2 separate regions of the Homo sapiens genome follow, and region 1 is linked to region 2. Evidence: chromatin loops called from intact Hi-C (ENCODE). Cell type or tissue: chondrocyte. All regions are shown on one strand. Links, peaks and the distances in the headings refer to the core of each region. The heading gives the core; the rest is flanking DNA.

Region 1 (4,387 bases), core at 244-4,243, 49 kb before region 2:
TCCTGGCACTCATTCAGTCAATAGCTGATGCATGGCCTGCTAACCTGGTTATATTTCACTTCCCTCTGAAGCCTGTTTCTCAAAGCCACTACTTCAGGACTAAACATGCAGTCATTTGTAGATGCCTTTGTATGGGAAAGGAGACATCAATGGGGACTTAGGAAATCATCTAATTAAGAGGCTTTCACTCGAAGGTCTAATTTGAATGAATTCACATTGTAAGAGGGAAGTGAACTGTTAGGATTCACTGCAGGCTTTCCTGCGTCTCAGTCCAGTGCCTGTTAGCTCACGGCAGAAAGACATACTTGTCAAAGAAAGTTATTATGCATTACTTTCTTTACTTCCAAAGAAGAACGCAAATGTTCTCCATGAAAGCAAGGGCAGTAGGAGGAGGGGGCAGGCTGGGGCTCTTGCTCACTACCTGCTGCCCTGAAATCCTAGAGTCTTGTTTAACACCACATGGCACTTCTCATGTAGCATTTTTGAAGGACTTTCAATCCAGTGCCACCCCAAGGAAATATGCCTTCTCCGTAGCTGGCTGTCTGGAATGGACTCTGGGTGAGATTGGCCCCTCTGAATTCCTGGCTTTGCGGCACATGCAACCATCAGATCCAGGCTGCTCCCAGGAAAGGGACAAAACTTGGCAGAGGGCAGTTCCTGGGGGCAGAGGGCAATTCCTCTGAGGCCCCCAGCAGGTGGCACTCTGGCAGCTTGGGGAGGGAACTGGGAAGGGGTGGAGACCCTGGGTTCTGAAGGGCAGGAGTCGAGCTCCTGCAGTAGACCAGTCCTTTTGATGCTTGGCAAAGGCCCTGGCCCTCCAGGATGCAGCTATTGTCTTTAGCCTTGATATGTCATGGTCACATTTCCCAACTCAAATATTTTTTGTATCTCTTTATTATCCTAAGCCATAGCACTAATTAGTTGCCCCATAGAAGTTAGCACCCAGGGAAGAGCTGTTTCTCCATAAGCCATTTCACTTGGGATGAATGTGTCAATGCACAGGGAAGACCCGCCGCTGTAAAGCGGCATGGCCAGAGTCTGGTTCTGTGGCACTGCTGCTCGTGACACAGAGTCAGCAGCAAGGGCTTCCCCATGGGGAGGGCCTGTTTGCTTAGCATCATTCCTAGGGTCATTTGTGTGTGCCACGAAGAGGGGGCACCCCTTTCTCTTTCCTAACTCTGATCTTGAGAAGCATGCAATGGGCAGAGGAATTTGCAAATCTCACTTGTTTGAAAGTGATGTCCCTCCTTGAAAATTGCATTCAGCAATTTAAATGTAGACATTTTGACCTTACAGTACTCTGAGGATGGGATTAACAAATTCCCATTTAAAGCTACTTTTGCATTTGTTGAGGAATATTGTTGCATGCATGTGTTAATTTGCTAGGGCTTCCATAACAAAGTGCCACAGTGGGGGGCTTAAAGAACAGATATTTATTCTCTCCCGTTCTAGAGGTTGGAAGTCCAAAATCAAGGTGTGGGCAGAGTTGATTCCTCCTGAGTCCTCTCTCCTTGGCTTGCAGAAGGCTGAGGCTGTATTCTCCCTGTGTCCCCACTGTGTGTGTCTATGTCCTCATCTCTTTTTTTTTTTTTTTTTTTTGAGACAGAGTTTCGCTCTTGTTTCACAGGCTGGAATGCAATGGCGCAATCTCGGTTCACTGCAACCTCCGCCTCCTGGATTCAAGCGATTCTTCTGCCTCAGCCTCCTGAGTAGCTGGGATTACAGGCATGCGCAACCACGCCTGGCCAATTTTGTATTTTTAGTAGAGACAGGGTTTCTCCATGTTGGTCAGGCTGGTCTCGAACTCTCGACCTCGGGCGATCCTCCTGCCTCGGCCTCTCAAAGTGCTGGGATTACAGGTGTGAGCCGCTGCACCCAAGCCTTTTCTTATGGGACCCAGTCAGATTGGATTAGGGCCCACACATCCATATGACATCATTTTTAATTGATTACCTCTGTAAAGGCCCCTCCTCCAAATATAGTCACCTTCTGAGGTTCTTGGGGTTAGCATTTCAACATATGACATTTGAGAGGCACCATGCAGCCATCACACGGAATAATCTGTTAGTTTCAGTACTCAGGGTCTGCTCTGTTAGGACACACACTCCCAAAGAATTGCTTTTAGACCTTGGTCCTAAATGATTTTTCCTTTAAAAAGCTGGTATTCTTATTTTTATTTATTTATTTTTTTGAGACGGAGTCTCGCTCTATTGCCCAGGCCGGAGTGCAGTGGCACAGTCTCGGCTCAGTGCAACCTCTGCCTCCCAGGTTCAACAGATTCTCCTGCCTCAGCCTCTCGAGTAGCTGGGACTACAGGTGCCCACCACCACGCCTGGCTCATTTGTTTTTTTTTTTTGTATTTTGTTGTAGAGATGGGGTTTCACTGTGTTAGCCAGGATGGTCTCGATCTCCTGACCTCATGGTCCACCTGCCTCGGCCTCCCAAAGTGCTGGGATTACAGGTGTGAGCCACCGCGCCTGGGTCCTAGCTTGCTCTTTTATGTGGGCAGCAATGTGCCTGGAACCCTCCTCACCTCTTATTGACATCCTTGTCCTTGCAGGAGGACTCTAACCTTAAATTGTTATCACCCAACCTTGTCTGTGACATCCAGATTCCAAAAGTAATAAAATTTTAAATGAAATAAACTGGTAATGAATAAAGCAGTCATGAACTGTCTTTATCAAATAAAGGACCTTTTGGTACCAAAGTGATTCATACATACAAAAAAAGTCTAGGAATATAAGAGTCTTACTGCCAAGCACAGTGGCTCATGCCTGTAATTCCAGCACTTTGGGAGGCCAAAGCGGGTGGATCACCTGACGGTGGGAGTTTGAGACCAGTCTCTACTAAAAATACAAAATTAGCCGGTGTGGTGGCACATGCCTTGTAATCCCAGCTACTCAGGAGGCTGAGGCAGGAGAATCACTTGAACCCAGGAGGAGGAGGTTGCAGTGAGCCGAGATCTTGCCATTGCACTCCAGCCTGGGCAACAAGAGCGAAACTCCATCTCAAAAAAAAAAAAAAGGTCTTACTTTTGCATTCTTGTTCTTACATTTTGTCTGTCAAAGTCAATAGAGGATCCATTTACTTGTGAAATTAGTTTCCTAACCATATGCCATCCTTCCTCCTAACTCCGTAATTTTCTTTTTCTTTTTTTTTTTTGAGATGGAGTCTCACTCAGCTGCCCAGGCTGGAGTGCGGTGGCGTGATCTCAGCTCGCCGCAACCAACATCTCCCAGGTTCAAGAGATTCTCCCGTCTCAGCCTCTCAAGTAGCTGGGAATACAGGCACCCGCCATCATGCCCGGCTAATTTTTGTATTTTAGTAGAGTCAGGGTTTCACCATGTTGACCAGGCTGGTCTTGAACTCCTTACCTCAGGTGATCCACCCACCTCGGCCTCCCAAAGTGCTGGGATTACAGGCATGAACCACAGCGCTCGGCCCTAACACCGTAATTTTTGCATGGTACAATGTAAGCTATTTCTGCTTAAAACTAAAATATGCTTGTAATTGACAGCAAGATAAGCATAAGGTTTTGCATGACTCAGCCAGGTTAATCAAAGAGGATGGTTGCTATTTTGGGAGAAAGGAAGTTAATTAAATATGTAACTAATTTTATATTAGAGAAAACTAATATAATTAAACTGCAGTTTTGAGTGGTATGAGTCAGTATGATGATTAAGAGTGGGAGTCATGAAAAAATACAGTATTTATTAACTATCGGGGGATTGACATATGAAGTCTTCAAAAAGTTTGGGATGGGCTTGGTTATGTGTAATCGTCATGAATTTTTTGTTCAAGTATTTAAAATGTTCAGTGAAAGCTATATAACTACATTACAAACTTTATTTGTGATTTCTAGCAATCTTCCAAGTGAGGTGGAGAAATTAAAGATCTAGAATGCACCTCTGTTGGCCGGAAGCAGTGGCTCTTGCCTGGAATCCCAGCACTTTGGGAGGCCGAGGCAGGCAGATCACGAGATCAAGAGATCGGGACCATCCCGGCCAACATGGTGAAACACTGTCTCTACTAAAAATAAAAAATTAGCTGGGCACGGTGGCGGGTGCCTGTAATCCCAGCTACTCGGGAGGCTGAGGCAAGAGAATCGCTTGAACCCAGGAGGCGGAGGTTGCAGTGAGCCGAGATAGCACCACTGCACTCCAGCCTGGCAACAGAGTGAGACTCCATCTGAAAAAAAAAAAAAAAAAGAGAACCTCTGTGTGGAGGAAAACAATTCTATTAGAGGAAATAAAAGGCACAGGGAGGGCACAGGGAGGAATGTCATATTATTTTGGTACAAGCAGATTTCCAAATACTTAATTAGCAAAAAGTGTTTATCAGAAATCTTGTTTTCTTCTGTATGTTTCATCACACTTTAAATTAGCAA
Region 2 (4,387 bases), core at 292-4,291:
AGATGAAATAATATTGCCCAAGTTAAATACTGATATCCTAAAGACAAGTTTACATAGCACTTAATGTACGTAATATAAATTTGAAGCATAAAATTAGAAAAATAAAATTTTCTCCCCTCCTTTCAAAAAAGTTTTAAAATTTAATTGTACCAAGACCTTTAGCAGCAGATTCAGTAATAAAAGTCATGAAGATTTAGGAAGATATTTAAAATATTGAAATGTAATTTAATCTGTATTAACTCATTTCCTAAATATAAAAGCATCTCAGATAATCAAATTGTAATATTTATTCAAGAAAAGAAAGACTATGTCACTGATCACTGTAAATATGTGGGGATTTTTTGTAATTTTACCTTGAGGCTAGTTTTCTTTTGATTTTACAGGTCTCTTAAAACATACATACACACATACACATGGACACAGACAAGCACACACAAACACTTGCACATTTGCACACACTTGCACATTCATGTGACATGTGCACACATACGGACATGCGCAGACATGCACGTGTGTGCACATGCCGGGCAGTGTGAAGGTGATAGATTATTTCAACAACTCTTCTATCAAGACAATACCAACTGTTATGCCAATCCAGGAATTCATGGGACAATTTTTAAAGGCAAAATTTAGGCTGGCATGGTGGCTCATGCCTGTGGTCCCAACACTTTAGGAGCTGAAGTGGGAGGACTGCTTGAGGCCAGGAGTTTGAGACCAGCCTGGGCAACACAGCGCGACCTCTTCTCTATAAAAAAATCAGCTGGGTGTGCTGGCACCCACCTGTAGTCACAGTTACTCAGGAGGCTGAGACGTGAGGATCGCTTGAGCCCAGGAGGTAGAGAGGCTGTAGTGTGCTATGATCACACCATTCCACTCCAGCCTGGGTGACAGAGAGAGATCCTATCTCAAAAAAAATTTTTTTTAACAATAAGCATTTTTAGATTTTTGGGGAGTTCCTTTCAAAATTCAAAATTTTAAGTAATAATACACTTATCGAGCTTCTGTATTTATCAACCTCGATTTCTTTTGCAGTGGCTTTCCATTATAAAAGAGGAAGGTTTAGCTGATTAAGGCTACTTGTCTTCTTCCTCCTACTTTGCTGTGCTTATTATTATACTTAGTTTTCCTATAGGTTAACTAGATTTAAGCAATATGCTTGAACTTGAATTTCTTGTTCTGTAAACTTAGACTGTATTAACTGCCACACCACGATGTGAATGAGGCTCTTAGCCCCCCTACCCTACCCTCTTTCCCCCCTGCCTCTGTATCTTATCTTCTTCCAGTTAGACACGTATTTATTTTTTTACTGATAGACTTTTTCTTCATTTTTAACAGCTGGTATTTTTAACATGCTACATATTTCACCCATTGTCAGTAAATCTGTAGAGTTGTGTAACCATCACTGCAATATAGTTTTAGAATATTTCCATCAGTTCAGTATACTTTTATTTCTCTATTGCCAAAGTAAATATCATTTAATCCAGTCCTCTAACCATATTTGAGTTTTCTGGGTTTCATCTATAAATTGATTGAATACGTAACACCAGAGTCTTATTAATACATTGTCTTGAAACATGTCCAGGGTAAAACTAAAGGCACAGAATTAATCAGAAAGCATTCCATTGAAAGTACCAATCAATAGAGTGAAATTAGACTTCAACAGCTGCAGCCTGTTACCGCCTAAGGATAGGTTGTATGAGGACTCAGGAGGACCTGTTGTTGAGGTTAGGATGAAATGTTTGTCTAAATTCCCTTGAGAACACCACGCTGTCCTGGGATAGAAAGCCAGGCTCTGCTCATTGCCCACTCCCCGCCTTCCCTCCCACCTCCCGCCCTTCTGATCCCATTAATTGCTCTTTTTGGCAGGGTCGAGTGGTGTCAAAGCAGACGTCTGCTCGGTGTGGCCGTATTTTTGTGAGCGGAGCTGCTTTTGTGAGCGCTGCGTCCCTGCAGCATCTCTGCACTGACGCGTGGAGTCGCCGAGAAGCTGCCTGGCGGCTCCAGCAGCCTCCACGCCTAGAGGGCTGCGCGTCCGGGATCGCAGCGCCTTAGCGTCTCCTTCCCGCCTCCCTCCGCCCTCCCGCCAGCGAGCGCGTGGCGCCCCGGAGGTGCAGGGTTGACCAGGGTGCACCCCTCTACTCCTAAGCCAACCTAGGCAGGGCCCTTCCAGTTTCTGCCGCAGCATTTCCAGCCCCTCGAGCCCCTGCAGCTCCTGAGGGTAGCTCAGCAGCCAGCCCAGCGCACCCTCTTCCGGGGCTAGCGCGCACTCCCTCGGCTCTGCTTGCGGTCCCTCGGTGTCCTTCTGCCCCTGGCAGAAGCTCTCACACCACCCTCCCTTCATTTCCCCTGCCGGGCGGGGCTCGCTATTCAGCTCCCTGTGCTCAGTCTGACCCCTCAGCCTGCTGTACCCGCAGGCTCTGCGGAATGAGCCCGGGCCCCAGCCCTTGCCCTCCCGCCCGCCACCACGTCCCTCCTCCCGCCTGGAGCTTCCAGGGCCCTGCCGCGGGCCCCTGCATCTCCCGCCAGGCCGTCTCTCTCTGCCTCCGTCTCCTGCAGCCCAGCTCCGCCTCATTCTCCATTCCTCGCCCAGAAACCTGTACATTCTGTCCGCGGTCGCCGCCTGCGGTTCCTCCACGTCACGCAGGCAGACGCCAGGCTCCGCCAGCTCACAGAACTGCTCTTGCCGAACCCCGAAGGCCTCCACCTGGTTGACCTTGGCAGCCAGCCCGGCCTTCCTTGGCAGTCAGCCCGGCCCTCCTCGGTCCTGACTTTGGGGCCGCTGCCTCCCGCCAGCTCTGTCTTCGCCTGGTTTCAGGGCCCGCACCGCCTTTGCCGGTACGGCCTCATGGCCCGACCCCTGGCCTCCAGACCCCAGGATCTCCCCCAACACACCGGCCCCTGCCCAGGCCACCCGTGTCAGCTCGGGGCACCTCTATCCTTGCACTTGTTCAGACCTCCAGTGACCTCTGAGTCTTCTCTCCCCCAGTTTTCACATCCCACCCTCCAGCGTCCTCCTTTCTCAAGAAGGATCTAGATTCCAACCCGCTCTCATCCCCCACGGTGCTACCTGCCAGTTCTCTCTGCCTCTAGGGTGTCCTTGCTTCCCCTCCTGGGCCTGGCTGGGATCCTTGTAATGTGGTGTGTGTGCTCCCGACGGTTGGCTTCCATCTATGAAAAGGCCAACATCAGGAAGCTGCCTAGGAGGCCGCCTGGCCCACGACCTTTCTAACCCATGTCCACCTACTCCCACCCTCCACCCGGTGATCATGGCCTCCCCTCCCCCCACCCTTCAAACCTGCCTCCAGGTCCCCCCCAGGGCCTTTGCACCAGTTAGTCCCTGTCTTAGCTCAGGGTGCCGTAACAGAATCCAGACGGGGCAACTTAAACAACAGAAACGCATTTCTCACAGCTCTGGAGGCTGGAAGTCCAACATCAAGGTGCCTATAGATTCCATGGCTGGTGAGGCTTCTCTCCTTGGCTTGCAGACGGTCTCCTTCTGGCTGTGTCCTCTCATGGGAGAGGGGAGAGGGGAGGGAGAGAGGGAGACAGAGGGAGCGGGGGAGGGGAGATATCCCTAGCGCTTCTTCCTGTTCCTATAAGGACACAGTTCTATTGGATCAGAGCCCACCCTATGACCTCACTTAACCTTTATTACCTCCTTATAGGTTCTGCCTCCAAATGCAGTCACACTAGGGGTTAGAGCTTCAACATACAAATTTTGTGAGGACACAGTTTAGTCCATAACTTTCCCTCTGCCCAGGTGGCTCTCCCTTGAATATCTGCAAGGCTGACCTGTCCACCCCTTGAACTAGGCCGTATGTCGCTGGAGTCCTCTTTACTACAACCACCTGGAGTTGGGGAAGTAGCCATCATGTAGGAAAAATTAGCCTGTGATTGTTGGTGGATGCTGGGTAGTATAAAACAGAGGTAAAACCAACAACAACAGACTAAAAAGCCCAGATGGCCACAAGTTCAGTTGCCATTTGTAGCAGGAGATGGACATTGGTGCATCCACCCGACACCACATTTCCAAGGATGCTGCATTCCCAAGTGAGCTGCCAGACCAAAATACAGACGGTGCTGATTTAAACATCTGTGATGAAGCAGTGAGCAGTTACACATGGCGAGAAGGAGGAAGGTTAAGGAGCTTTGAGAGGAAGACTTCTGTAGGCAGCCGTGTGCTGTGAGCCCCTCCTCCTGCCTTGTCAAGGGCTTGGGTAGGGGGAGCTTGTCTTCTTGCCTCAGGCTCGGTGAAGTTCAGCTCAACTGAACCTCTGGAGTTTGGGGGATGCAATGGCTGGGGGATAACTCCTGCCCAGGGAAACACAGAGGGCAAAACAGATGGGCTGGCAAACTGCTCCTTGGTGGGAAGGTGTGTGGGGAGGTG

The links. A loop is a pair of places that touch in the nucleus more often than their neighbours do. Peaks named below come from ENCODE experiments on the same cell type or tissue, not always from the same donor. Only the 100,000 strongest peaks of a DNase experiment are listed, where the experiment ranks them.
Region 1: it touches region 2 in a loop (4-fold over the local background); 2 of 110 quality-filtered maps call a loop at or near these places.

What each region holds. Positions count from the first base shown.
Region 1 is chr9:88,024,885-88,029,271 of GRCh38, forward strand. No RefSeq gene overlaps it. Among named protein-coding and RNA genes, the nearest start is that of LINC03026, 51 kb to the right of the region's middle. RefSeq lists an enhancer at 915-1,680. In chondrocyte, for the core only: no CTCF peak of the experiment used is centred there; no DNase peak of the experiment used is centred there.
Region 2 is chr9:88,074,316-88,078,702 of GRCh38, forward strand. LOC124902201 (syncytin-A-like) reads right to left here and starts at 3,585. Exons shown (of 7, transcript XM_047424307.1): 1 at 3,408-3,585; 2 at 3,068-3,168. LINC03026 (long intergenic non-protein coding RNA 3026) reads right to left here and starts at 3,585. Exons shown (of 2, transcript NR_135138.1): 1 at 3,408-3,585. RefSeq lists an enhancer at 2,283-2,833. In chondrocyte, for the core only: CTCF peaks have their summits at 1,988, 2,191 and 2,392; DNase peaks (open chromatin) are centred at 2,086, 2,266 and 2,686.